Regions from separate parts of the Homo sapiens genome. Here region 2 is linked to region 1. Evidence: read pairs that join two places in POLR2A ChIA-PET (ENCODE). Cell type or tissue: Panc1. All regions are shown on one strand. Each heading gives the region's core, and the rest is flanking DNA. Links, peaks and the distances in the headings are about the cores only.

Region 1 (15,120 bases), core at 4,862-12,861:
ACAAGCTTCTTTCACTTAAAGGAGCAGGAATGATAAAGAGTAACTTAGCTAGGCTGGGTGGGGTGGATCACACTTGTAATAGCAGCACTTTGGGAGTCTGAGGCCCAAGAGTTCTAGACCAGGCTGGGGAATACAGCCAGACCCTCATCTCTACAAAAAATGAAAATTAGCTGGTGTGGTGGTGCATGCTTGTAGTCCCAGCTACTTGGGGGACTGAGATGGGAGGATTGTTGAGCCAGGAGTTTGCGGCTTCAGTGAGCTATGATCGCACCACTGCACTCCAGCCTCGGTGACAGAGCAAGACCCTGTCTCAAAACAAACAAACAAACACCAAAAAAACCAAGGGACGAACGCTGGCTAGATGGATCAGGTGTCACAGCCATTGCTGTTTGGCCAGTAAAATGCAGCCCAGCAAGTGCGGAGATGACAGACGGGCATGGGATTGCTGAGCAGGGGTTCGCAAAGGACAGAGGTACTGGACACTGAATTTGCTTTGTGTTGATATTGTTTCCCCTTTTCCCAAAAAGAGGCATGGGAAGCATGGCATGAATCACTTATGGGCAACGTGAGACAAATTTCTAAAATGGTTTGCTGCACGCAACCAATTTCACATTGAAAGCCACTCCTGCTAAATGCTGAAAAGCCATAAATCATCCAGCCTAATGGATTTTGTCCCATCTATTCAGTATCTTCCAGGGCATTGAATTTAGAATGTAATGCACTAAGAAAAAAACAAAACAAAACACCTCCCTAGAAAACCATATAAGCTTGAACATTTTCAAAGTAAAATCGCTCATGCTAAAAGCATCCCTCCCTCCTTGTGAAAAGACCTTGACCACTTCTCTCTTGCTGGTCTCCCCGTAGCAGACAACGGCTCGCCTCCCAGTGCCACAGGAAGAACGTGGCTGCCTCAACATGAGCCCAGCCCTGCCACTCCAGGTGTGAGACCTGGGCAAGCAGCATCAGTCTTGCAGCCACAGCTTTCTTGTCCATCCAGTGGACCTAGGGCTATTGTGACTATAAATGAAAAAAGAACCTAAGACAGCCCTGGCCTTAAGTAGTTGCTTAAAACGTGATGGCCGGCATGATGGTTTTTTAAACATTTGGGTCCCCTGCTCTCTTCCCCCATGTTTCCTAGTGTCTGGGTTGGAGGCAGCCTTAGCCACCTTCTTCTTACCTTGCCTTCCCTCCTTCCTACCTGTGTCCAGGACAAAATGCCTGAGGAATGTCTCTGCTTCATTAAGCAGCAAAACACACAATGACCCTTGTCATTATAGCCGCTATTCCTGGTGGGCGAGGGTCCACCCAGCTCTGGCTTCAGTTAAGCTTCTGACTGGGGAGAGCCTGGGATCCTTTTTTGGGGAAATGGCTCACTAGTTCTTTGACTGGGTGGGGCTATTTTCCAGGCTGCAAGAAAAGAGCCTCGCCCCTGCTGCTCCGAGGCCAGGCTTCTCCCTGCAGAGCCTGGGTCAGATCAGCTGGGATTCCAGGGCTGACCAATTTCGTCATGAGGGTTGCTCTAATTCACTGTTTGGGAAACTCAGCCCTGGAAAACAAAACTGTGTTGCAAGATTTCTTCATTCCTTGGTTTGCACACCATCAAATTACGCATGAGTTTAATGTAATTTGAGCTTTTCTCTCAGATGAAACCCATGGCAAATACACAGAGGAGCCAAAATGCCTACTTTTTAGGCTTTATCTTGATTTTTTTTTCTTTTTATAGGCCACGTATCCCAAATCTTTATAAAAGAGAATAACAAAAACACACACAGATAAAACTGATATCCCTTTTCTTTTTTTTTTCTTTTCTTTACTCTTTTTTTTTTTTTTTTTGAGGCAGGGTCTCACTCTGTCACCCTGGCTAGAGTGCAATGGCGTGATCATTACAGCCTTGATTATAGCAGTGATACATCACTATAGCCTCAATCTCCCCAGCTCAAGCAATCCTCCCACCTCAGCCTCCCAAGGAGCTGGGACTATAGGTGTGTGCCACACCTGGCTAATTCTTTTGATTTTTGGTAGAGACAAGGTCTCACTATGTTTCCCAGGCTGGTCTTGAACTCCTGAGCTCATGTGATCCACCCACCTTGGCCTCCCAAAGTGCTGGGATTACAGGCATGCGTCACTGTGCCCAGCCCAAACTGACATTCTTTATGCCATCAGTATCCAATTAGAAAGAACGCTTAATTCAGAAAAATGTTCTTGATTGTGTCCCTGAGCGTGAGGAAGGCATAGGGAGGGGAAATGTTTATTCACGGCCGCAATTCTTTCAGCCTGGGTAAGGGCGTGGTTCTATGGGACTCTGTGTCCTTCTGGTAGATAGATACCTGCTTCTTCTTCTTCTTTTTTTTTTTTTTAAGAGACGGAGTCTCACTCTGTCGCCCAGGCTGGAGTGCAGTGGCACAATCTCGGCTCACTGCAACCTCTGCCTCCCGGGTTCTAGCAATTCTCCTGCCTCAGCCTCCTGAGTGGGTGGAACTACAGGTGCACACTGCCACTCCCAGCTAATTTTTTGTATTTTAGTAGAGATGGGGTTTCACCATGTTGCCCAGGCTGGTCTCGAACTTCTGAGCCCAGGAAATCCACCTGCCTCAGCCTCCCAAAGTGCTAGGATTACAGGCGTGAGCCACTGTGCCTGGCCAGTACCTGCTTCTTGACCTTGGAATATATATGGTATATATGGAAGGCCACTTCGCCTTGGGATATCCAGTGTGTGGCATCTGTGCCGTTTCTCTCCTCTGCACATGGCAGACATTGTGAATGACACACAGGGCTCTTTCTGGTGTGGCCTCAGAATGCCTCTCAGCCCAATATTCCAGAAAATTACCAACATCCATCAGTGTAGACACAAGGGATAAATTCCCGTGGTCATCCTAGGGCCCAGGCTATCATGTGAGCCTGGATTTACGAGATGTTGGCAGATACCTTAGGGCAGAGAATGAAGAGGACCTGTTCTCTCCTAAAACTCAAAGCATTAACTGCTTCTCACACACTAGTTGACCTGGAAAACAGTTTTAGAAAGAGCAGTTGGTGAAACTGTTTATTGAAGTCACGCATTCCCAATTAGTTAGGCCATTGTCATTCCAAAGATAATACAAGTCAATGAGGTATTGCATTTCTGAGAAAGGAAAATTCACTCAGGCAGGAAGCAGACATCTGTGGTCATTTGGGATGCTGGTTGCTTAGGGCTCCCTCTGGGGACACCTCTGTCTTCTGGCACCTTTGCCAGATTGTGCATGAGCTGGTGGAGCTCCTGGCAGATAGAACATCTCTTCCAGGGCTGAATTCCATAAGCAATAGGGGTAAATGGCTGGGCTAGAGAATGAGAGACAGGGAGAGGCCAGGACACAGCTGATTCCCTGCCCCTCCTGGCAGAGCAGATATCCTGTGTACCACCACAGCTATGGGTGATGACAATGGCCCTTGTCCATGAGCCGCTCCCCTCAGCCTGCCAGGCCACTCCCCAGCTCTGACATTGCATTCCCCGCTGTGGGTGCAAAGAACCTGGACTGACATCCTTTTTTGAGGCACAGGCCAGCTTCGTACAAGGGTCTTTTCTGGTCACACATGCTTCTGCTCAGCCATCAGGTGAAATCAATTCTCTTTAGATTTAAGATTTCCATGATGGTGTTGTGGACACCGTCAGCTGCCTGCCCACCTTCCATCTGCTTCCTCCTTCCTAACAGAACCCTGTCTCAGGGAAGACTCCGATAAGCCTCGCGATCCGTGGACCCAGGCTGCTGGCCAGAGTTCAGCTCGTCAATCCAGGCCAAGCCAGTCAGGGTGCCCCCATCCAGGCAGCTGCCCTCTAAGGGGAATATTCAGGGCGAGAGAGTTTTGACCAGGGTTTCCCCACCATGCCTCACCCTTGCTTCGCTTTTCCTCTCCATGGATGAGCAAGAAGCGGCCACCAGTTAGCCTGTTTCTGGCTTCCATGTTGTGGGTGGCTCCCTGTCCTAGGTGAGAACCTAGGCTCGAGGTCTCAGAGGTGCCATTAGAACCTTATCAACCTGGAGGAGTTAAAGGGACACTTGTGAAGTCCATCAGAGGTTAGGAAGGAAAGCATATGAGAAATGCTCTTTCTCCCAGTCCCTTCCTCCCCCAGTGACCTCAATCATACCTGCTTGCTCTCCAGTGAAGGGACAAACAGAGGGACATCAGGGTGCCGAAAAGTCCCCTCTTCCTGAGGCAAATATGCTGACTGCAAAAGGAAAAACATTGCCTGGCCACCATGCCTGCCTTGCTGGCCTGTTCTATGTCTGTGACCAGGAATTTCAAGGAGGGGATTCTGTGTGTGGGAGGACCCTGTCGTCGCGTACTGGGAGATGCCAGCTCACAGGAGTCATGTTCCCAGGTGTGGTCAGCCCTCTTCCTCTGCACCCTGCAATTCTGCAGCATTCCAAGGACTGGGCTCTAGTTCTCTTCACACCTGCAGCCATCTCCAGGAGAGCTATAAGTGACATCACGATGGCAGAGATAATGGTAACTACTACTTATTAAGAGCTACATATTAATGTTAACCATGTGCTCTGCATGGACCATCTACTCCTTCTGTGATACTGCAGAAAATGTGGTATTGTGCCCAATTTACAGACAAGGAAAACTGAGGCCTATAGATACCCAGACACTCACCCAGGTACACAGAGCAGGAAGGAGAGCTCAACAGCTTCTGGGCCTTTTGGCTAAGATCAAGTCGAGTATCTGTTATCAGTTTAACATCTGATACTTGAAGTGGTGTTGTCATCTCACACCGAGGAAATCAAAGATGCGGACACACAAGAAGTGAGTTTAAGAGTGGAGGTTTAATAGGTGAGAGAAAGAGAAAAGAGAAAAGTGTTCTCTCCTGCAGTGAGAGAGGCTCCCGAGTGGGTCTTCCGGTTTCGTGGTGAAATGCACAGGGTTTTACAGACCAGCTTCAGGAGACGGTGTCTGATTTACACAGGGCCCAAAGATTGGTTGGAGCAGGTGTGCCATTTACATAGCACAAAGCTGGCTGCCCCATCCTAATATTTTATTATGCAGATGGGTTCTCTACCTGGTTGGTGCCATGTGGCCTGTTCCTTTACTACACACATGGTTGACAAAGAAGGGAACATGAAGCCTCCATGTTGAATATGCCTGATCCCCAGGTAGCCTTTTCCTATTGGCACAGCTGCCGGTATTCAAGCGTGCAAGCTTCCAGCTTGCTTTTCTATGTCTGCAGCTTGATGTTTCGGGCTGCTCTTTGTTAGAAAAGAAATGATTTGGGGACGGCTTTTTATTAAAAGGGAAACCTTACCAAGGACTCTCTTACCCTCACTAACTGCCTAAATAATTTCTTTTTTAGCTCCTATATCAATACATCCTCTACTAGAGGACATATATCAAATGAGTTTTTGGAGGAGGGAGATGGGATAGGAGCGTGCTGAGTCTACTTCACACATTGACGTATGTTGCAGTACCTCCAGGATTGAAGCATGCCCTCAGGGGGCCAGTTAAACAAAAAGTAGAGCTTAGATTCCATCAGAGGCTGGTGGATCTGAAAGGGGCACCTCTTTCACTGGGCAGCACTGCCTTACATACACCAGTGCCCATCCTGCCTGCCAGTCCCCCTCCAAGTCCTGCTCTTCCCTGGGGGCCAGCCTGGGCAGTGGGAAAGTGAAGCTGGCATTGATCAGTCTGTTGGCTCCTGGTCTGCTCTCAGATCAAGGGGGTGAGGACAGTGTTTAGGCAACACACGAAACCCTCATTCCCCCTTGGGAACCAAAGGTCTCAACATCATTTTAGAGCTGATGACACAGAAGCCCAGGGATGGAAATGGCTAGTTTTGAGCCTCTCAGGGTAGCAGTGGGACCTTCTGCTCTTAACCTGGGGCCAGTGCTGGCTCTCAGAACAGTCGTCAGATCAGGGCCTGCTTTTCAGGGGATGCGGCCTTTGTCCACCACCCTGCAGGTCCTGGAGGATGAATGTGGCTCTAAGTTAACTGAATGTTGACAACAAAAGGTCTGCAAAATGGGCAGGGCAACGCCTTGGGGACCCTAAGGAGATGGTCCCCGCAGATGCTGTTGGGGCCTAATGTTTTCTGAATCCTTTTTAGGGTCACGTGCAGTATAGAGCTGGCTCATCTACGCCTCTGCCACAGCAACCCTGGGAGGCGAATCTTGGCATGGAAAAAGTGAGGCTCAGGAAGATTGCGTGACTTACCCAAGGTCACGTGGCCTGTAGGCAACTGAACCAGTCCTTGAATTCAGAGCTGCCTGAATCAAGCTCCCACATTTTCAACATGTGACCACACTCCTCCAAGCTGAGGGCGTTTCTGCTTGCAAACTGGTGTTTTTCTGGAAGAACAAAGAAGGCCATCCCAGAAAAATCTGCCTAATAATGAAAAAACCACCCTTTCCATATAGGTAAGCCCAGGGACCAGGTGTCTGGACCTGTGAGGTGAGTGTGACTCCGGGGAGGAGAGGAGCATAGCCAGGCTGCCTCACCGGCCTGCCCTAGGCAGCGGCCCCCGAGTGGATCCACACAAACTGCAAGGACTTTTGGAATGGACTGAATTGTGTCCCCCCCAGAATTCACAGGTTGAAGCCCTGCCCACCAGTGTGACTGCATTAGGAAATGGCCTGTAAGGAGGTAATGAAGGTTAAACGAGGCCAGGCCGGGAGCAGTGACTCATGCCTGTAATTCCAGCACTTTGGGAGGCTGAGGCGGGTGAATTACTTGAGGTCAGGAGATCAAGACCATCCTAGCCAACATGGTGAAACCCCATCTCTACTAAAAGTACAAAAATTAGCTGGGCATGGTGGTATGGGTGCCTGTAGTCCCAGCTACTTGGGAGGCTGAGGCAGGAGAATCACTTGAACCCAGGAGGCGGAGGTTGCAGTGAACTGAGATCGTGCCACTACACTCCAGCCTTGGCGACAGAGTGAAACTCCATCTCTCTCTCTCTCTCTCACACACACACACACACACACACACACACACAAATGTTTAAAAGAGGTCCTAAGGACGAGGCCTTAATTCACTGGATTGGTGTTCTTAGAAGTAGGGGAAGAGACAGCAGAGCTCACTCTCTGCAGGTGCACAGAGAAAAGGCCGCATGAGGACACAGCAAGAAGGTGGCCATGTACACACTAGAAATGTAACAGGAAAGGGGTCCCGATCCGGACCCAAAGAGAGGGTTCCTGGATCTTGCACAAGAAAGAATTCAGGGCGAGTCCATAGAGTAAAGTGAAAGCAAGTTTATTAGGAAAGTAAAGGAATAAAGAACGGCTACTCCATAGGCAGAGCAGACCCGAGGGCTGCTGGTTGCCCATTTTTATGGTTATTTCTTCAAGATGTGCTAAATAAGGGGTGGATTATTCGTGCCTCCCCTTTTTAGACCACGTAGGGTAACTTCCTGATGTTGCCATGGCATTTGTAAACTGTCAGGGTGCCTGTGGGAGTGTAGCAGTGAGGACGACCAGAGGTCACTCTCGTGGCCATCTTGGTCTTGGTGGGATTTAGCCGGCTTCGTCACTGCAACCTGTTTTATCAGCAAGGTATTTATGACCTGTATCTTGTGCCGACCTCCTGTCACATCCTGTGACTTAGAATGCCTTCACTGTCTGGGAATGCAGCCCAGTAGGTCTCTGCCTCATTTTACCTAGCTCCTACTCAAGACGGAGTTGCTCTGGTTCACACGCCTATGACAAAACGGCAAGGACTTTTGGAATGGACTGAATTGTGTCCCCCCTCCCCCACAAATTCATAGGTTGAAGCCCAACCCCCCAGTGTGACAGTATTTGGAAATAGGGCCTATAAAAAGGTAATTAAGGTTAAGTGAGGCCCTAAAAATGAGGCCTTAATCCACTGAACTGGTGTCCTTAGAAGAAGAGAAAGAGGCTGGGGGCAATGGCTCATGCCTGTAATCCCAGCACTTTGGAAGGCTGAGGCAGGCAGATCATGAGGTCAGGAGATGGAGACTATCCTGGCTAACACAGTGAAACCCTGTCTCTACTAAAAATACAAAAATTAGCTGGGCATGGTGGTGCGTGCCTGTAGTCCCAGCTACTCGGGAGGCTGAAGCAGGAGAATTGCTTGACTCTGGAAGGCAGAGGTTGCAGTGAGCCGAGATCCTGTCACTGCCCTCCAGCCTGGTGACAGAGTAAGACTCCGTCTCAAAAAAAAAAAAAAAAAAAAAGGGAAAGAGACACCGGAGCACGCTCTCTCTCTCTCTCTGTCTCTCTCTCTGCAGGTGCACAGAGAAAAGGCTGAGTGAGGACACAGCAAGAAGGCGGCCCTGCGCACACCAGGAAGAGAGGCCTCACCTGAAACCAACCCTGAGGGCACCTGTAGGGCCTGCAGACCTGTAAAAAGACCAATGTCTGTTTAAGCCACCCAGCTTGTGGCATTTTGTTATGCAGTCTGAGCATATTAATATGGTTTTTTTTTTTCAGAGATCCTCAAAGCTCGCATTCCAACATAACACAGGAGTGAAAGCACAAGCTTTGAAGTCAGAAAGGACTAAGTTCTCAACCTGGCTTCCCATTCAGCAGGACCTTGGCTTTCATCTCTAGGATCCTGTTTCATAAGATTGATATGAAAATTAACTGAAGCAATGCATAGGAAATGCTTGTCGTGGTATGTGGAACATGTAAGGATATTACTATTATCCTTATTGTAATTGCCTTTGCAAAAAATTATATCATTGAGAAAATTATGGCTCTGGAGGAGATCTGATCTGGCCAATCCCCCTTTCGCCTTTAGTCTTCAACTGCCCTTAATTATTCCTGGGCTTAGGCTAAGCTAACTTTGGGAGATGTTTAGTTTATAGTTTAAATGATAATAGCCTTTCCCCCAAATTGAACCTCCTTTGTAAAGCTAATGAGAGACCACCAGGCTAGGAGGATAGAGGAACCTGAATTTGGCTAAGGTGGAGACATAAACAATTGCCAGCCATTACTCCGGAGGTCACAAGATATGCAACTTCCACAGTTATTCCTGCAGATAACATCACTACTGTAGAACGTTAAGATTGGCCTTTTGAGATGTCTTTTCAGGTTTTCTGCATGTCTCACACTGATAATGGCTCCACCTGGATCCCCCAAGTGTTCCTGTGGCCCTACCCAGAAGCGACTCAGCTCAGGAGGACCATTTCCCACACCCCTCTGATTGCACCCCCAACCAATTGGCAGCAAGCACCCATTGCCTAGCCACCCCCACCCCTTTCCGCAAACTACCTTCGAAAAACCCTAGCCCCTGAATTCTTGGGAAGACTGATTTGGGTAATAGTAAGAGTCCAGTCTCCCGTTCAGCTGGCTCTGTGTGAATTAAACTCTTTCTCCATTGCAATTCCCCTGCCTTAATAAATCGGCTCTACCTGGGCAGCAGGCAAGAAAAGCCCATTGGGTGGTTACATTATGAGGTTATCTTTACTCTTATGGAGCTGGCAGATGGTACTTGGGTTCAACTGCTCTGAGTTTTTCTAGCTGTGGTCCATTGTTCCAAAGCACACATCCTGACTCTAGGGTGTCACTGGGGTCTGTTACAGGTAGTTAGGCCTGAGCAGGGCAGGAGAGGGCTCTCCCCTACCCACCAGGAATGTCAGGTGATGGTGTCAGGTGATGGTGTGACAATGGTCACACTGCCCTTCTAAAAGTGATTATTCAGCAGCCAGCGCCAGGGCGAGACAATCTCCTGAAGATCCAGGGCTGTTAACATTAAAGAGTTAATTTAATGCAGATGCCAGGGAGAAGCAAAAAGGACTTCCAATAAAGTCTCAGTTATTGGGCTAGTGAGCTCAGGCATGCGCGTTAAGCGACAAAATGGTGGAGTATGACTTTCTGGGGGCCTCCACCGGAAAAGGGAGCATGCCGCATACAACGTCGTAAACCCACTGCTCATGCTCACTTCCCAGGCGTCAGGACCCCTCTGTAGATGTGGGCAGCCCACCCTAAGGGAAGAATTATGGGAAAGGGCTGCAAGATACCAGAGGTGGGCCAGGCTATAAAGTCCTAGGATCAAGTTTAAATGCCACATTCGTTCTTCAAGTTGCCCACTTGAGACTCTTCCAAGTAAGTGTACTTTCCTTTCTTTCCTGCTCTCTCCTGCTCTGAAACTTGCCTCGGTCTCTTTTTCTGCCTTGTGCCCCTAAGTCCAATTTCTTTCTTCTGAGGAGGCAAGAATTGAGGTTGGTGCAGACCCGTATGGATTCACTGCTAGTAACTTGGACACCTTCCACCAGTAACAGGGTGAGTCCATTGGGTTTCGTGGCCTATTTTTAGCATACTACAAGTTTGTGAAGTGTCACCCATCAGGCTGCAATGATGCTACACAGGCTAACCAATACATCATGTTCCTTTGCTTTTGACTAGAATTAAACAGAGACACCATGGAAACACTGCTTATCTCTAATGACCAGAAGCTGAGATCATTGGGTATTCATGTCCTTGATTTATGAGAAAATTGGAGCATAAAATACCTATTATCTCATCATAGATCCTACAGGACCCATGGGGAGAAAAGGAAGAAAGGCAGTCCTATATAAACCAAAAATACAATTCAAAGTTCCCCCCTCCCCACTTCAAGTTGTCCCACCCAGATCGAACCAATGTCAATCTTACATGTATTGATTGATGTATTATGTCTCCCTAAAACGTATAAAAGCAAGCTGTACCCCGACCCCCTTGGGCTCATGTTGTCAGGCCCTCCTGAGGCTGTGTCACGGGCATGTCCTTAACCTTTGGCAAAATAAACTTTCTCAATTGAGTGAGACCCATCTCTGGTATTTTGGGTTCACACCAAGTAGGTGAAAAGGTCAGTAGTGGCTGAAATTGCTGCAGTAGTTTTGGGTATTTTTTATCAGGCCTCTGAGCCTGAGCCAAGCCATCGCATCCTCTCTGACTTGCACATATATGCCCAGATGGCCTGAAGTAACTGAAGAATCACAGAAGAAGTGAAAATGCCCTGCTCCGCCTTAACTGACGACATTCCACCACAAAAGAAGTGTAAATGGCCGGTCCTTGCCTTAACTGATGACATTCCACCACAAAAGAAGTGAAAATGGCCGGTCCTTGCCTTAACTGATGACATTACCTTGTGAAAGTCCTTTTCCTATCCTGGCTCAAAAAGCTCCCCCACTGAGCACCTTGTGACCCCCACTCCTGCGTGCCAGAGAACAAACCCCCTTTGACCGTAATTTTCCTTTACCTACCCAAATCTTATAAAACGGCCCCACCCCTATCTCCCTTCACTGACTCTCTTTTCGGACTCAGCCCACCTGCACCCAGGTGAAATAAACAGCCATGTTGCTCACACAAAGCCTGTTTGGTGGTCCCTTCACATGGACGCGCATGAAATTTGGTGCGTGACTCGGATCAGGGGACCTCCCTTAGGAGATCAATCCCCTGTCCTCCTGCTCTTTGCTCCATGAGAAAGATCCACCTACGACCTCAGGTCCTCAGACCAACCAGCCCAAGAAACATCTCACCAATTTCAAATCCGGTAAGCAGCCTCTTTTTACTCTCTTCTCCAACCTCCCTCACTATCCCTCCACCTCTTTCTCCTTTCAATCTTGGTGCCACACTTCAATCTCTCCCTTCTTTTAATTTCAATTCCTTTCATTTTCTGGTAGAGACAAAGGAGACACGTTTTATCTGTGGATCCAAAACTCTGGTGCCAGTCACGGACTGGGAAGGCAGGCTTCCCTTGGTGTTTAATCATTGCAGGGACGCCTCTCTAATTATTCACCCATGTTTCAGAGGTGTCAGACCACGCAAGGACACCTGCCTTGGTCCTTCACCCTTAGTGGCAAGTCCCACTTTTCTGGGGGAGGGGCAAGTACCCCAACCCCTTCTCTCCGTGTCTCTACCCCTTCTCTGCCTTTCTAGGGGGCAAGAAACCCTCAACCCCTTCTCCTTCACTCTTAGTGGCAAGTCCCATTTTTCTAGGGGAAGGGCAAGTACCCCAACCCCTTCTCTCCGTGTCTCTACCCCTTCTCCGCCTTTCTGGGAGGCAAGAAACCCCCAACCCCTTCTCCTTCACCCTTAGCAGCAAGTCCCACTTTTCTAGGGGAAGGGCAAGTACCCCAACCTCGTGTCTCTGTGCCCCGATCCCTTATTTCCATGCCCCAGCCTCTTATATCTCTGTGCCCTGATCCCTTATTTCCACGCCCCCGACCTCGTATCTCTGCGCCCTGACCCCTTTCCTGCTTTTCTGGAGGGTAAGAACCCCCGAACCGCTTCCCTCTGTGTCTCTACTCTTCCTTTTCTTTAAACTTGCCTCTTTCACTATAGGCAACCTTCCACCCTCCATTCCTCCTTCTTCTCCCTTAGCCTGTGTTCTTTAAGAACATAAAACCTCTTCAACTCTCACCTGACCTAAAACCTAAATGCCTTATTTTCTTCTACAATGCCACCTGACCCCAATACAAACTCGACAGTGGTTCTAAATGGCCAGAAAATGGCACTTTCGATTTCTCCATCCTGCAAGACCTAAATAATTTTTGTTGAAAAATAAGAAAATGGTCTGAGGGGCCTGACATCCAGGCACTGTTTTACACATCAGTCCCTCCCTAGTCTCTGTTCGCAATGCAACTAGTCCCAAATCTTCCTTCTTTCCCTCCCGCCTGTCCCCTCAGTCCCAACCACAAGCGTCGCTGAGTCTTTCTAATCTTCCTTTTCTACAGACCCATCTGACCTCTCCCCTCCTTGCCAGGCCGAGCTAGGTCCCAATTCTTCCTCAGCCTCTGCTCCTCCACCCTATAATCCTTTTATCACCTCCCCTCCTCACACCTGGTCCAGTTTACAGTTTCATTCCGTGACTAGCCCTCCCCGACCTGCCCAGCAATTTCCTCTTAAAAAGGTGGCTGGAGCTAAAGGCATAGTCAAAGTTAATTCTCCTTTTTCTTTATCTGACCTCTCCCAAATCAGTTAGCGTTTAGACTCTTTTTCATCAAATATAAAAAATCCAGCCCAGTTCATGGCTCGTTTGGCAGCAAACCTGAGACACTTTATAGCCCTAGACCCTAAAAGGTCAAAAGGCCATCTTATTCTCAATATACATTTTATTACCCCATCTGCTCCTGACATTAAATAAAACTCCAAAAATTAAATTCCGGCCCTCAAACCCCACAACAGGACTTAATTAACCTCATCTTCAAGGTGTACAATAATAGAGTAGAGGCAGCCAAGCAGCAACATATTTCTAAGTTGCAATTCTTTGCTTCCACTGTGAGACAAACCCCAGCCACATCTCCAGCACACAAGAACTCCAAACACCTGAACCGCAGCTGCCAGGGGTTCCTCCAGAACCTCCTCCCCCAGGAGGTTGCTACAAGTGCTGGAAATCTGGCCACTAGGCCAAGGAATGCACACAGCCCAGGATTCCTCCTAAGCCGTGTCCCATCTGTGCAGGACCCCACTGAAAATTGGACTGTTCAACTCACCTGGCAGCCACTTCTAGAGCCCCTGGAACTCTGGCCCAAGGCTCTCTGAATGACTCCTTCCCAGATCTTCTCGGCTTAGCAGCTGAAGACTGACACTGCCCGATCGCCTCGGAAGCCTGCAGGACCATCACAGACGCTCTAGGTAACTCTCACAGTGGAGGGTAAGTCCGTCCCCTTCTTAATACGGAGGCTACTCACTCCACGTTACCTTCTTTTCAAGGGCCTGTTTCCCTTGCCTCCATAACTGTTGTGCATATTGACAGCCAGGCTTCTAAACCTCTTAAAACTCCCCAACTCTGGTGCCAATTTAGACAATACTCTTTTAAGCACTCCTTTTTAGTTATCCCCACCTGCCCAGTTACCTTATTAGGCCGAGACACTTTAACTAAATTATCTGCTTCCCTGACTGTTCCTAGGCTACAGCCACACCTCACTGCCGCCTTTTCCCCCAGTTCAAAGCCTCCTTCATATCCTCCCCTTGTATCTCCCCACCTTAACCCACAAGTATAAGACACCTCTACTCCCTCCTTAGCGACCGATCATGCACCCCTTACCATCCCATTAAAACCTAATCACTCTCACCCCACTCAATGCTAATATCCCATCCCACAGCATGCTTTGAAAAGATTAAAGCCTGTTATCACTCGCCTGCTACAGCATGGCCTTTTAAAGCCTATGAACTCTTCTTACCATTCCTCCATTTTACCTGTCCTAAAACCAGACAAGGCTTACAGGTTAGTTCAGAATCTGCGCCTTATCAACCAAATTGTTTTGCCTATCCATCCCATGGTGTCAAACCCATATACTCTCCTATCCTCAATACCTCCCTCTACAACCCATTATTCTGTTCTAGATCTCAAACATGCTTTCTTTACTATTCCTTTGCGCCCTTCATCCCAGCCTCTCTTTGCTTTCACTTAGACTGACCCTGACATGCATTAGGCTCAGCAAATTACCTGGGCTGTACTGCCGCAAGGCTTCAAAGACAGACCCCATTACTTCAGTCAAGCCCAAATTTCATCCTCATCTGTTACCTATCTCGGCATAATTCTCATAAAAACACATGTGCTCTCCCTGCTGATCGTGTCCAATTAATCTCCCAAACCTCAATCCCTTACAAAATAACAACTCCTTTCCTTCCTAGGCATAGTTAGTGCGGTCAGAATTCTTACACAAGAGCCAGGACCGCACCCTGTAGCCTTTCTGTCCAAACAACTTGACCTTACTGTTTTAGCCTAGCCATCATGTCTCCGTGCAGCGGCTGCTGCCGCCCTAATACTTTTAGAGGCCCTCAAAATCACAAACTATGCTCAACCCACTCTCTACATTTCTCATAACTTCCAAAATCTATTTTCTTCCTCATACCTGACGCACATACTTTCTGCTCCCCGGCTCCTTCAGCTGTACTCACTCTTTGTTAAGTCCCACAATTACCATTGTTCCTGGCCCAGACTTCAATCTGGCCTCCCACATTATTCCTGATACCACACCTGACCTCCATGACTGTATCTCTCTGATCCACCTGACATTCACCCCGTTTCCCCATATTTCCTTCTTTCCTGTTCCTCACCCTGATCACGCTTGATTTATTGATGGCAGTTCCACCAGGCCTAATCGCCACACACCAGCAAAGGCAGGCTATGCTAGAGTACAAGCCACTAGCCCGCCTCTTAGAACCTCTCATTTCCTTTCCATCGTAGAAATCTATCCTCAAG
Region 2 (15,120 bases), core at 3,196-11,195, 64 kb after region 1:
GGTCCGAGGGGAAAAGAGCAGAGAAGGCTGTCTTGGAGAAGGGTGTTCTGCCCTCTAGCGCGGGTGACAGCCAGGGATGGGGCTGGGACCTGGGGTTGGATGAAGGTCCAGGTGTGGATCTCATGGGAGAGAGCCAGTGTCATGATGTCTTGAGGGACCGGGCGCAGTGGCTCACGCCTGTAATCCTAGCACTTTGGGAGGCCAAGGCGGGCAGATCACCGGAGGTCAGGAGTTCGAGACAAGCCTGGTCAACATGGTGAAACCCCACCTCTACTAAAAATACAAAAAAAATTAGCCAGGCGTGATGGCACATGCCTGTAACCCCAGCTACTTGGGAGGCTGAGGCAGGAGAATCACTTGAACCTGGGAGGCAGAAGTTGCAGTGAGCCAAGATCATGCCATTGCACTCCAGCCTGGGCAACAGAGTGAGACTCCATCTCAAAAAAAAAAAAGGAGGTCTTGAGGGAACGTCACGGGTTGAACTGTGCAGAAAGATATGAAGTCTTAACCTGGTACCTGCGAGTGTGACCTTACTTGCAAGTAGCGTCTCTGCAGATGTAACCAAGTTAAGATGAGGTCACACTCAATTGGGGTGGGCCTTTGTCCAGTGTGGCTGGTGTCCTTATAAGAAGAGAAAGAGGTGAGGAAGAGAATGCCAGGTGAGGGTACAGAGACACACAGGAAGAACACCATGGGCCGACAGAGGCTACCCTGCGATGAAGCATATGCCAGCCAAGGAACGTGGAGGGCTGATGGCCCCACCAGGTGCCAGGAAGAGGCAAGGAAGGGTTCTCCCCAGCCTCGGGGCGGGTACAACCCTGCCAGCACCTTGATTTAAGGCTTCGAGCCTCCGACTATAACAGAACAACTTTCTGTTGTTTTAACCCTCCCATTTCATGGCACTTGTTGGACTGCAGTGCCCTAGGAAACTACTACAGGACTCAGCCCAAGAGAGCCGCAGAGGGAGCCCCACAGAGAGGCCTATGCACGGCTCATGGCCGCGGGCCCACCTGGGGCTGCAGTGGCAGGTGTCTCCATCAGGGAACTGCAATGGGGGGTCCTCAGAGGAAATTCTCAGTCAGGTGCTCTCAGACCCCACCAGGTTAGAGCATTGGTGGGGGACCAAAAGCACCGACCCCCTGTCCCAAATCCCCTCCTCACTGTTGGCCAGCAAGCTGGTGGGGAGACAGGACTAGCTGATGGGTGGGGGCAGAGCTCAAGGGAAACAGGGATCCCCACAGTCCTCCCAACCAGGGTCAGGTGAAGTGATGGGAAGTGTTAACTGTCAATAAACTTGGCAGTTCTGATGCACTGAAATGACACTATTTTGGAGGCAAAGTGCTCTGACGTGCTCTCTCTTGCTCTCTCTCTCTCTTTTTTTTTTAATGACAAGAGAAATTAAGGGGCTTGCAGGGGATTTTATCCAGGAGCGGAAAAAGAACTAGGTCATCAAAAGAGTCTGAAGGGACAGCAGGGAGAAAAAAATCAAGCGTTCTCGGCCAGCATCCCATCGCGTCCAGCCTGTTTAATGTAGCAGCTGGGCTCCCAGTGCTGCGAAGCTCTGGACACGGCCCAATGAGGCTCTGCCCGTCCTTCTCCTCCTCACCTGGACTCGCCCCTTGTCTTGTCTCACCTCTTGGTTCTCGGCCCAGCTCCCTTCGCCCCCCACTCCTGACATTAACCCCATCAGTGTTTCCTGGGATGAGCCAGGACCCTCACCCTCGGGTCCCTGCACAGCTGCCCCCTTTGTCTTTCAAAACCCTGCTCCTCCCCACCGCTTCCTCCTCCGAACTCCTTCTCACCCTTGGGAGAGTTCACAGCTTAGACCTACTCTTGGGCGGCCCACGCACCTCACTGTGCACTGCCTGCCCATGGACAGTCCCTGCTGCCCAGAAGCTGGCCCCTCTCCCGTGCACCCCCAGTGCCTGGCACAGAGCCAGCCCCTCTCCCGTGCACCCACAGCGCCTGGCACAGAGCCAGCCCCTCTCCCGTGCACCCCCAGCGCCTGGCACAGAGCCAGCCCCTCTCCCGTGCACCCCCAGCGCCTGGCACAGAGCCAGCCCCTCTCCCGTGCACCCCCAGCGCCTGGCACGGAACTGGCTCCACCGCACATGGGCAGTCAATGGTGGCCACATGACCCACAGAACCAGCCCAAGTCTGGTGTGACACTGACCATTCCTTGGGCCTTTCTGTGTTCCCAATTTTCCATTCCTCCCGCCAGGCTTATATGAGGACTCCTTCCTCCAAACCTGGCCATACCCAGCCAGCTGCCATCCCTGCCTCTGGGAACACTGCAGGAACCGAATGTGGGTCTCTGAACTCTTGGTAAGCAGACTCCCAGAGGGGAACACAAGAACTCTCTCTGCCTTATTTGCATGGCACAGCACCATTTAAGAACCCAGGAGGGGCAACTCAAGCACAGGGGTCTGGGCCCAGGGGTCCGAGGAAGGGGACACTCTCAGTGGGTAGGCCTGGCCGGGATGCCCGGGAAGGCCCTGGCCCACTTAAGGGCACAGGGGCTGGGTCGAGGTGGCACAGCGGAAGGGCAAGGCAAGAGGGGACGAGAGGGAGGGGCAAAGGTAGGCATCACCCCCTCACATCTGCCTGGGGCCAGCCCGGAAGCCTATGAGTGGCCTATGTCCCTGCCCAAGCTCCAGAATGACCCAAGGAAAGCTACGGCCCCACTTTAACAAAGCAAATGTCTTATTTGTCTTGCTCTGCCTTCACCCAATAAAAGCCTCCCCCGGAGCCCCTTCAGTGCTGCCCCACACCGCTTCAAGTCTGGAGCTGCCAGATTCATGAATCGCCGTCTGTTCAAATACACTCTTCACTATTTTAATGTCCTTCAGTTTACCTTTTAACAAACGATTCAAACACTTCTCAGGGTAGGACCATCCTCAAGAAATGCCCCACCCAAAGGAACATGGATTTTGGAAAAGATACAGCCCCAATCCAGCCAAAACAGCACATTTAACCCAGTGGTGGAAATAATTTTGGTTGTGACAGTTTGTGGTCTCTAAACAACATAAAGCCGTGCCATATGCAGATGAAGGACTCAGGAACAAGAAGGGAGATTTGGACAGAACTGAGGCCTCGGCATCCTCTCTTAGACCCACACACGCACTGCAGGTGGGGGAAAGAGGCCAGCTCTCCCTGGCTCTTACTGTTTCCTGACCTGCCCTGCTAGTCACAAACAAGCCAGCGGGAAGCACCATGGACGCTGTGACAAATCAAGCCATTGCCTGAGAGACTTTCTGCTTAAAGAGCTCCCAGAAGGATCCCTAGGTGAGTCAGGAGGTTTCTTCAAGAGGAGCTGGCACCTGCCCAGGCATGTCTGACCCCTGTGGTCTGAGCAGCTCCTCTAACCCAGGATCCTCGCCTGCCCTTTCTAAGCCTCTGAGGAGGTCAGGGGTGCCTTGAGGACCCCTAGTTCAGGAGGACAGTGGCATGCTGGGCTCCCAAGTTTCTAGGCTAAAGCTAGAAAATGATCAAGTTCTAGTTTTGCAGTAGCACCACGGTGACTCAAAGTAATAACTCAATGCCAGTGCACAGATGGCCTTGGAATATATGCTTGGATTTTTTTTTTCTTGAATTCTTTTTACCTCTCTAATGAGGATTCACTGAGGCTGATAATCAAATGAAGTTTGCATTCCACAAGCGCATATCGGTAAGGTCTGGGTGCACAGTGGGTCTGCCCTGGACACAGTCATGGTGGCTTTTGTCATTTCTCCCTGTTTTACACATTTGGAGACCAAAAGGTAGGAAGCAGTAATAACTTGGAAACTCATTCTAGAGACCAGGTAGATTTGCTCAATATCTATTTGTTGATCATGGTTTGATTTATCAGTTGAAAATATTCTCCATAGGTGTAACTCACAAAGAATCTGTATTTTGAACTTGTACACTCTGACTTGGAGGCAGCGTGCCTCAGTGGGCACATACTGGCTCTGACATTGGGTGGCCTGGGTGTGTGTCCTGACTAGCCGGCATTTACTTGCTGTGTGATCTTGGGCACATTATTTAAACTCTGTGCCTCACTTTCCTCATCCATAGAATGGGATATAACGGTGCCTACCTATAGGTACAGAGTGAGCTTGTGAAAGGCTAATGCAGATAAAGAACTTAGAGCAGAGCTTAACACAGATTCAATAAAGGTCAGCTACTGCCATGGTTCGTGTCATCGTCATTATTACCATGACCACAGTATCAACGACTGCGGCCCATGTGGCTTTCTCCCTATGAACATTTCTATTGTGTGCAAATCAACTTTCGAAACTGGTTTCCTCAGACTTCTGGCTGCTTCCTTCCTGCACATGTGTCCTGTCTCCTTGACGATGCTAACCACAGCTCCCTGCACGCACCTTCAGTCATTAGCAGGGCCTCAGTCATTAGCAGGGCCACAGGCATCTGTCTCTCTATTTTGGGCTTTAGGAAATTTCCCCCCAATCAGACACAGATTCAATTGAAGATCAAAAAAGGTGTGAAGTGTGACACGACAAACAGCCAGATCTCGATTTCACGAAGGCCACATCCACGCGGCACAAAGTGGTCACGTGGTGGCGGCGACCCATTCCACCAGGGCGGGCGGCCTGTGCTAACGGCCGAGGCATTCGGTTTTCCAAGGTCTGTTGAAGAGCACGATGCGTCCTGAGTCTTACCTTGGTGAGATGGGCCCACACAGGGCAACACAGCAGTTGGTAAAGATATTTCCGTAGCTGTAGGGATTGTAATTTTCTTTACCTCTTTTATTTGACCAGGATCCTTTAATCTGAAAGAAAAGGAAAGTCAGTAACAAGCAATATCTTCCACACCAACGCACAGTTGAGGTGAGCTGGACCATGAGAGGCTCATAAAGAATGCAAATCATCTTTAATCCAAAGAAATGGAGGTATTTTTCTTAAAGAAAACGGGCATTTACTCCAAACTTGGAAATGTCCTAAAACAGCAGGTTAGAATAGGGAAAGAATAACATTCTCAGGGACAGTCATCTTTTATTTGTACCACATGGTACTAAAAGGCCATCTCATATAAGCCAGCAGAGATTTTTTTCATACTCACATTTAGTGCCCTAAATAATAATTAAATGAATGGTAGGTGAAATGGTTCCCCTAATTGCTAATTTACAGACTGAAATAATTCAGCCTCTTCTTGTGACCAAAATGGTCTGTTTTGCATATTCTAATATTTGTAGCTACCAAGTACAAATAACTGTATTAATATTCTCTTATCTCATGTGTCTTATCACAACCTATTTTCTCAAGCTTTTGTTTAAGGTAACTGGACCTATCCTGAGACATTTAATTCAAGTGTGGATAGAGACTTCTATCAAAATCTAAGTATAAAGAGCAAAGAGGACCACGCTGCTCTGGAAACATTCTCTAACATTTTGTTTCCTCTTTTTTTTTTTTTTTTTTGAGATGGAGTGTCGCTCTGTCACCCAGGCTGGAGTGCAGTGGCGCTATCTCAGCTCACTGCAACCTCTGCCTCCTGGGTTCAAGCGATTCTCTGGTCTCAGCCTCCTGAATAGCTGGGATTACAAGCGCCTGCCACCACACCCGGCTCATTTTTTTGTATTTTTAGTGGAGACGGGATTTCACTGTGTTAGCCGGGATGGCCTCGATCTCCTGACCTCGTGATCCGCCTGCCTCGGCCTCCCGAAGTGCTGGGATTACAGGCATGAGCCACCGCGCCCGGCCTTGTTTCCTATTTTCATACTTCCTCTCCATCTGTATTAAGTGCAGGCAGATAATCCTGAATAAAAAAGTTAAATTTTGGGTCAGGGCAATTTCCTCCCACAGAGACATTAAATATGAAAGGCAGACTCAAACGTTCACTCCAAGATGTTGGCCCGCCATGGTCTCTACCAGGGGAAGTGTGATAAGAAGCTTACGAAACCATTTCAAAGGAATACAAAGAACACTCTCTTCAGGGCCAGAAATGGGTGTTGCTTGGCCAATCTTAGTAACTAATGGATGTGGTCGGAAAAACAGAGAACGTGGAGATTCCCAGAAGAGAAACGTGCAGAACGGCAGGTGGAGAAGTTTCCACGGCACCGTCTCTGTTCCCAAGGGCTCACATCTGGAACGGGATGTATGGGAAAAGCTGGGCTCAACCTTTTCTTTCCTTTTTCTCCTCCATTGCCCAAAACCCAAGAACACGCCCGTGTCCCGTGTGGTCAGGAACTTACGTCCTCATTTGTTGTCTGGTTGGAGCTGATCAAGTAGGTGTGGAATCCTGAGAGGCCAACGATGGACCAGACAGAGAAGAAGCACACCACAGCCTCCAGGACGGTGATGCGAGTCAAGGAGGCAAGCGGAAGTGAGGGACCGCGCAAGAAGTGGATGTGATGGAGGCCTGGAACCGAAACACCCCCGGGCACAGGCCTCTCTCTAGTTGCTGGCCTCTCTCTCACCCGGCCTTGCCTTGCTTCCTGCTCTTCCGGGAATTTCGTCTAACCAGATGGAGGCCTCCGTCAGGGCAGGGGGTGTCACCTGCCCCGGCGTGGAGCAGCCTCTGTGGCTCCGTGATGCCTGGAGGGTTTCCTGGGCATCACCTACTCACTTCTTTCCTCTGACTTCTACTTGAACTTCACCTTTTTCTGTGCCTCACTGTGGAGCCAGCGACTGTGGCATCCTGATCAGGAAGCACACTGGTTTGAGTTGGCTGCAGCTCAGGCTCTGGGTGAAAGGACGACATATTGACTCGCACATCAATCACAGACTCTAATTTTGGCTTCTGAATGCTGAGGACTGCAGTGCCAACAGGCGTCTCCCCTGAGGAGAATGGCTTCTGAGGCCCAGAAAGCCCTCTGCTTTAGTGGACGGCCTCTTCTCTGCTTACAGAGAAGGGGAAGAAGGAAAAATAAGCCCCTGAACCGGCGGTGGGATTTCTCGGAGTGACGTCAGGGTGAGGGGTATTTTTACCTGGGGGAGTTTTCTCAGCCCTTCAGCCAACCCCTGACCTATAAGGCCATCCTCAGCTGCTTGATAGGCAGCTGGGAACCACGAGTTCTCGCAGGACATAGAGAGAGAGGAAGTCAAGAGTTCCACAAGACGTGTCCAACACAAAGGGAAAAAGCTTGGTGCTCTTCAGCAGATCAGATCCATCACCCGAGAGTGTGGCAATGTGAAAAGGCCAGAGACTTTTTCTGTCCCACAAATGTTTATAACATTCTATTTACAGGATACAGATATTTCTCAGGGGGAAAAATCCATTCATCCTGGGTCTGGGAGTTTACACATACATCTGGCATCCGCTATCGATACATTACAGGATGGAGAAAGAAACGCGCCTGCTCTCCTAATGTTTCCGAGGATGAATGCCATATACATCATGCTGGAACATGTCAGTGATGATCTTCTCCAGGCTGGAGATAATTCATCTTTAGACCAGAGGGCTGAGCACATTACCCAGTGCGGTGCCGTGGTCTGCTGTGCCATGGTTAACCGATGCCACCATCTGGGCATACAAGGCTGCACACAAAACAGGAGTGAATGGGCTTCTGCCTGTTGACTGACTTTCAACATCGCACTAAACCACTGGGTCTGCTCTAGAAGGAGACGGTAGCGGGGAGTGGTAGGGAACCAGAGAGACACAGGAAGGCAGACCCCCTACCCACAGCTGCTGCCAGCCTAGGCAACCCCTGCTGGGCAAATGGCTACAGTGGGGGCTCTGTGTGCACATGGGGACACATGGATGGTGGCCCAGGCAGCAAAGATGGTCTCATTCTCAACTGCCTTCCCACAGAACGGGGCTAAAGAGGCCCCTCTCTCCACCCACATCCCCCCTGCCAGGAGGGGACAGACTTGGGAGGCAACTCCCCTGGGATTCAGGCCATGCACTGGCTGGAAAGAAGAGGTGAAGTAGAGTCCAGGGAACACAATGCGGGAGCCAGTGGGAAGACTGAGTCAGGAAAGCTGGGGTGTGTGAGAGGGAGATGACATTAGACACTAGTGATGGGTTTGGATCAGCTACAAGGAAGACAAGAGACAGAAAGAGGAGGGGACACATGGAACGGAAACAAGAAATAGCCAGGGTAGAAAAGAATCAAGAACAGAACCAGATTTATTTACTGAATAATACATGAAGAACCAAACTGCAATCCTAGAAATACTTATGTGTCACCAAGAGTTTACGACCCAGGTAGAATGATGGCAAAGTCAAAATGCATATAACATTCCTATGTATGAACCATATGAAACCTGGCATGTACGAGCAGTGACAATCCCAGACTGAAAGTGGCTGCAGCTCCTTTGACAATGTCAACTATGCTCCTTACCCTCATCGGGAGGCATCATAGCCAGCGGATATAGAATTCTAAAGGTTTATAGCAACAATAAAAAAATACAGCATATATATATATATATATATATATATTTGAGATGAAGTTTTGCTTTTGTTGCCCAGGCTGGAGTACAGTGGCATGATCTCAGCTCACTGCAACCTCCGCCTCCCAGGTTCAAGTGATTCTGCTGCCTCAGCCTCCCGAGTAGCTGGGATTACAGGTGCCCACCACCATGCATGGCTAAGTTTTGTATTTTTAGTAGAGACGGGGTTTCACCATGTTGGCCAGGCTGGTCTCGGACTCCTGACCTCAGGTGATCCTCCCAAAGTGCTGGGATTACAGGTGTGAGCCACCATGCCCGGCCAGCTTTTCTATTAATATCTCATGTGCTTTAGACACATTTTGTAAATTGCAGAATGCAGTTCCACTGTCAGCTTGCAGCTGTGTCAAAATGACATGAATCCAAAGTAGGATGCGAGATGCAAGATGCAGCCTGCTGGCACTACCCACACCCTGGGACCCAGCTGACTCAGGAGGTCTCAAGGAACCGTCAGCATCATCATTCATAACAATGGCTGGCATCACTGGGGTGTGTCAGGTCCTGTTCTGCTTAAACCTCAGAGTGACCCAGGGAGAAGCATGACTCCCTCTTAACACACAGGGAAACTGAGGCAGAAAGCAATGAAGTAATTTGCTTGAGAAATAGCAGAGCTAGGACTTGAATGCCGGAAGTCTGCTCTGCTGGGATGACAGAAGAGTCTTAGGCTGGTCCCCTTCCTAATTCTTGCCAAGGGGCAGGTGGCCCTAGACCTACCCCAACCCCCTGCTTCTCCAGGATTCGCGAACCTGTGGCAGCTGACATGGTTTGTTCCCTTTCACATCCACTCTCAGACTCAGATACAGATATACAGACACACATTCCTTACTGGCCCACTGGCTATATGCTGAAAATATCTATGCCATAATAAGGTCAAGAAACAGAAATTTCTTTTAAAGGTATCAAAACCCATTTACCGTCTTTTTTTAGAAAGAGAAAGGAGAGGAAACAACCCAATTCTACTGGAAGCCAATTTCATAAGCAGCTGGGACTTTGTTTACTGCATCGAGGATGGGTTTCAAATCATAGCAGCTACCACTGCACCTCTGTCTCCCCCACAACCCCTGCTAAGAAAGTTTGTCCCCGTTGTGGCCAGAAGGATGGCTTTACATTCCCCACAGCCCTAGCCTAAGAGGTTGCACACTGCGGTACTCACTAAACGTTTGTGGAATTGAAAAACTCTGACAAGCACTGCTCTGCAGAGACCCTTCTCTCGAGTTCCTGCCTAATCCCAGAAGTGCAGGCTCTGTGTCCTTCTATGCACCCAGCCCTGCACTGGGGACAGGACAGGGCAGGGAAGGACCAGCTTCCTGCCCTAAGGGAATAGGGGCTCTGTTTGCAGCAGGAAGGTACGTAAGGGAAGAAGGTTGTGCAGGAGGCAGAATGGTTAGGATGCGTCAGTATTTGGAGGATCACAAAAGGTGAGAGATCATGGGACCACATATGTTACATGTCCAGAATTCCCGGATTCCAGAATGGCCAGGGAGATGATGTCCTTGCTCTCATTCAAATACAATGTGGGCTTGTGCATTCTTGTGTTTTAAAATTTTTTTAGTTCTAATTTCCAACATGATAACTATCTATCTATCTATCTATCTATCTATCTATCTATCTATCTATCTTCAAAATATACACAAAAGCTCTTTGGCGGTCCTTAATAATTTTTCAATGTGTAAAGGAGTCTTGAGACCAAAAAGTTTGAGACTTGCTGGAACAGAATAATGAAATAGTAAGTGGAGTTGGGACACTTCATTAAACATTTAGAAAAAAATAAAGCTAGAACTTCAGCTTGCACCACATCCACAAAATTATCTGATAGATAAATTACTGCACCAAACGTAAGAAACACAATATAAAGGTATTTGAGGAAGATTAAGGCAACATTCATGTAACTTTGGGGTAAGGATATAAGACACAAACCGAGGAGCCACGTAGTATGAGATTGACAGATTGTGTTCATTAATAAACACTTCCGTGTAAAAAAGTAAAGTTAAAAGGTAAATGTTGGATTTGGAGATTGGCAAAGGATGCTTAAGAGATTATTATTATTATTATTTTTGAGAAACATAAAGAACCCCTACATGTTCGTAGAAAAAGAACAAATAACTCAACTGATACATGGACATGTACTGGCATACATTGTGATAAGAAAAAATAAGGCCCATGAACATAAAGAGAGGTACAATCTATTATCCAGAAAATGGAAATTAAAACAGTGTAATATTTTTCTTTTCATCGAATTGGCCAAAATGACAAGACTGTTCACAGCCAGTGCCATAAAGGTGTGGGGACACAGGAGCACAGACTTGTCCAGTGTCTTAAGAGGAGCATTTGGCATCCCTATCGACATTTAAATGTGCTTCCCTTCAACTCAGAGATGGCACACCCATTGTCAACCCTAGAGACACAGTAATATGTGCACATAGAGATACACAGAAGAAAATTCACTACTTCATTTCTTGAACAGTAAAAAAAATTAAATCTAATATCCATCAACAGAAGACTAAACTATAGTTCATCTACACTGTGGAATTCTACGAAATAGTTAAAAAAATGAGGTAGATCTATGTATCATCATGGAAACATCTCCAGGAAATATTTTAAAAAGTCAAATTGTGGAACCATGCAAAAAAAAGAGTCCTTTTTAGGTAAAGTCCTCCCACCCCCGTATCAGCATATGTGTATGATGCACACGGATGTATTCAAACTCTAAGACCATCTGGAAGGACACACCAAAGCTGGCAAGGGTTCCTACAGCAGAACGGAGGAAGGGTCAAGAGAAACACTTTCTTTTTGCTCTTGTATTTCTGGACCATTGGGGATTTTTTACAACGAGAACATATTCTCGTAGGACTTGGGTGCTTTGAAAAAGCAAACAACCTCCTTCCCACCTTGTGGTCTTATGAGACACAATCTGATGCTTTTTCTTCCTGACCCTCCCTCAGTGGGGCTGGTTAGGGGTAGCAGGAAGTATCTCAGTCCCCTGGTGGGAGGGAGGGTGGTAGTTGGGAGAACTGGGCTCCAGCTCTGGACACCCCTGAGTAAGTCATTCACTTCTCAGCACAGCTGCAGCTGGAAGCAGCCTAAGGACACCTGTCCTACCTACTTTCTGGGGTCCCTCTCAGGATCAGCAGGTATCAGGATGGACAAGTTGGAAAAGACCTGTGCTGCCTTCGTGATTTTCCCGTTGTGGTGTCCTTTCTGTGGGCCAACCTGGAGCCTCCTAGAAAATTCCATTAAAACAGACCATGTGTATTAGGCCACTGTGCCTTTCAGATGGGTCAGTGTCCAGTGAATGCAACTTGGGGATGAAAACGCTTTCTGTCACAGCCTCTGCAAATGGAGAATCAATCAACATTTGATTTACCAACCACAAAAAACTCTCCACATTTTAAGAGAGCTGAACAATAAGTCATGATTAAAAATGGCTGTAATCCCTTTAATTGGATGTTAATGCTACATTACATTGAAATGAGTGTTGATAGGCAGGGCTTCCCCTTTTGGGGTCTTCCTCAGGGAGGCCCAGGGCCCCTGTGGCTCCCCAGCAGGTGTTTCTGAGGGTTTTGGCCTCCGCGAATCGGAGAAGCCAAGGCGGCATCACCACATGGCTTCCCGGACAGGCACCTGACAGGTAACATTTCCTATGAGGCTGCGACATTCTCATTGATAAGCAGCTGATTTTTCCCTCCTTCCACATTACATGCAGGCAACTAAAGAAAGGACCTTCAGGTCACTCTAGGCCAATGGGGAGACTCATGTGTGTTATCTTTTAGATTCTTTTTGTAAACATATCTTAGACAGAACTCACCACGGCTCCCCAAATTGGCACTAGCTGTATCCCCCTTCCAGCGCAACCCTTTCCCCCAGGCACTCTTGGCAGAACGCTCCTACTCCTCCGCCCTCACCCCTCCCCAGGCACGGATCCCACTGCCCTGCTTCTCCCTACTGAGCTGTCCCTCTGCCACCGATTTCCCCCGTGGGGGCCTTTCCTCTGCAAACATCTGTTCCACTCTGTTGTGTCCCCTGATGCAAGATAAATGTTCTTGCCGGGTGCAGTGGCTCACGCCTGTAATCCCAGCACTTTGGGAGGCCGAGGTGGATCACTTGAGGTCAGGAGTTCAAGACTAGCCTGGCCAACATGGTGAAACCCCATCTCTACTAAAAATATAAAAAATTAGCCGGGCTTGGTGGCGAGCGCCTGTAATCCCAGTTACTTGGGAGGCAGAGGCAGGAGAATAGCTTGCACCTGGGAGGCGGAGGTTGCAGTGAGCCGAGGTCTCGCCACTGCATTCCAGCCTGGGCAAAAGAGTGAGACGCCATCTCAACAACAACAACAAAAGAAAAAAATGTTCTTTAAAACAAGCATCAAAACCCAGCACTGATGATGTCATTTACCTGCCAGCATGCAGGGGATGAAGGGACCTCACCCCCTTAGTCTTCAACATTGTCAAGCCTGCCCCCACCCCATCGGGGTTTAGCTATCACAGCCCCTCCCAGTTTTCTGTCGCACACTTGGGTGTGTAAGTGCACCTGTGTGCTCACACGATGCAGGGCAGACCACATGTTGATGGGGAGCCCTGCCTCCTTTTGATGCTCAGCCAAAGCGGGCACCCTGCCCAATGTGGAGTGCGTGGGCACAACACCAGGATGCCAGGCATGGCCCTGCAGATGGGCTGCCCCTTCCTGATAGCCCCTGGCACCATCCTCTGGGCCTTGCTCAGGCTGTGGGCGCTGCCTGGGACCTCTCCCTCCATGTCCCCCACTAGAACCCACCCATCTCCCACAGCCCTGCACGGAGGTCCCTGCCACTGCCTCTCCTGATGTCCCTGCAGGACACCCCACCCCAAGCACAGGCTGTGTCTTTTTCATGGCACCCAACCCTTATTCTGCATAAGGAGTCCTAGTGAGAACCCAGATCTGGGCAGCAGCAGATGCTGGCAGAAGAGGGCGAGACGGTGCATTTGTGTGTCTCCCCGCTGTCATCCTTCCAGGGCCCAGGCGGATGGTTCTCGACCTTGTGACCTGTCAGGTTTTGCCCATGGTGGCTGTTGAGTAGAATGGTTTTACAGGAAATAGTTGCTGAGTGGATCTCCTTTGTTTGAACATGCCTGGCTGTGTGGACAGAGGGCCCAGTCCCTTTTTTTTTTTTGAGAAGTCTCTCCATTTGTCTGTGTCCATGGAGAAGGCCAGGGGGCTCTTGTCCATGGTACGGGGCAGCCGCTCCATGGCCACAGGCCCTGAGAGGCCCCTCCCCACTGCCTCTGCTTCTCTGATACAAAGAAAAGGGGAGGAAATGGAGTTTGGTGCAGGCAATGGGAGGTGGGAAGGAAGGAGTAGGAGGAGGACGGAGGGAGGGAGAACCGACTATGGACTCTGAGCCAGAAGTGCACCCTCCAAGGCTGCATCCCAGCAGTGGGCACCCTGCCCTATCCCTCACCCCTGGGAGGGCTGATGGTGCAGACTGGGAAGGGGCCTGCTGAGCACCTGAAAATGAGTCAGGCATTCTGTCACAGTCATCTAGGGCCTCCTCTACTCCCCTGCCTCCACCTCCCTCTCCTCCCTCCCTCTCCCCCTGGGCTGGCCACACTCTGGCACTAGATACCACCCAGTCCGGGCTTACTTACAGTAGAAGCTACTCGGTTCCTTTCTCCTAAAGTTCTGCTGGGTTTTATGTGGGCCTGATGAAGAGCTTTCAGTGTATCAATGTTTCCATCATTGACACTGATATTTCTGCCAAGGTGTCTTAGATGGTTGTCTATTAGCCATTTTTGTTTCTAATCTCTCTCGCTTCCTCAATGACATTGTTTTTAGTTGGATATTTTGCAGAGTAAATCTGCTGTGAGAAAGCTTTGCCTGTGCCCTTATTTCTCGTCAAAATATTTTTATTGCATGGTCAGGAAATTAGATATGAGGTCACTGAAAATGTGAAAATATAAGTTATTGTCTTGCCCGAGAAAACGCTGCAGAGGTCACTTGCAGAGGTTCCTCTAGACTCCAGTCCTGTGCTCAGGCAAGTCAGCTGGGAAACTTCCTTCAGTTTTAAAAACTTGGGACTTTACAGATTCTTGCTCTGGATGGAGTACAGATTTGGAGAGGACAAAGCGTGGGCAGCTCTGCCATCAATCAAAGGACGGCTTTTATGAGTGTGCCCCAGATCAAACTCATCCATCATAAACCAGCCACCCCAACAGACACTCTCAAGCTCTCAGGATCTCAGCAGCGGAAGGGGCTGGGAGGTCTTGAGTTTAGCATTTCTCTAATGCTAGAATCCCCCACCACACTGACAAGCAGGACCCATCTTCCTTTCTAGCACTCCCAGTCACTGTGATCCAGGGCTTCTGCGGGCCAGACCCCTGAGTGGCCCTTGACTTTGGCACACTCTTCCTCAGGAGCTACAGGGCTTCACCACATAAGCTCCCGCTGGCATTCCCATGCCACCTCCAAAGCCACAGGTGTCCAGAGGAAAGACAGGCACCAAAAATACCAACAGATGTGCTGATGGGATCCAGCCCTACTCAGCACATGGTTCTCTAATAACCAGAACTAATGTTTTTTCAAAAACACACAGCAATCCAGTAGCACCCAACGCATGCTTACTCTTCCGGAACACAAACTTAGGATAAATAATCTGTGCAATACTTCTTAATAGACTCACTGGAGGAGGAACTCTTCTCCAAGGCACATATTTCAAACAGAAAGCACCCTGTCGGAACACAGAACCTTTAGGCAACCACAGCAT

What was found. ChIA-PET counts read pairs that join two places held together with the same protein. Peaks named below come from ENCODE experiments on the same cell type or tissue, not always from the same donor. Only the 100,000 strongest peaks of a DNase experiment are listed, where the experiment ranks them.
Region 2: POLR2A ChIA-PET joins it to region 1 with 11 read pairs; 4 of 35 experiments call an interaction of 5 or more read pairs at or near these places.

What each region holds. Positions count from the first base shown.
Region 1 is chr6:157,702,282-157,717,401 of GRCh38, reverse strand. It overlaps LOC107986663 (a long non-coding RNA gene), which reads right to left. Exons shown (of 3, transcript XR_001744427.2): 2 at 4,121-6,317; 3 at 3,013-4,010. It also overlaps the pseudogene LOC124901555. Among named protein-coding and RNA genes, the nearest start is that of SNX9, 110 kb to the left of the region's middle. RefSeq lists enhancers at 3,236-3,735, 3,736-4,237, 5,169-5,774, 5,605-6,804, 10,719-11,284. In Panc1, for the core only: no CTCF peak of the experiment used is centred there; no DNase peak of the experiment used is centred there.
Region 2 is chr6:157,636,907-157,652,026 of GRCh38, reverse strand. ZDHHC14 (zDHHC palmitoyltransferase 14) reads right to left here. Exons shown (of 9, transcript NM_024630.3): 6 at 6,188-6,290; 7 at 4,659-4,768. Among named protein-coding and RNA genes, the nearest start is that of MIR3692, 120 kb to the right of the region's middle. RefSeq lists enhancers at 2,812-4,011, 5,906-6,406. In Panc1, for the core only: no CTCF peak of the experiment used is centred there; a DNase peak (open chromatin) is centred at 7,484.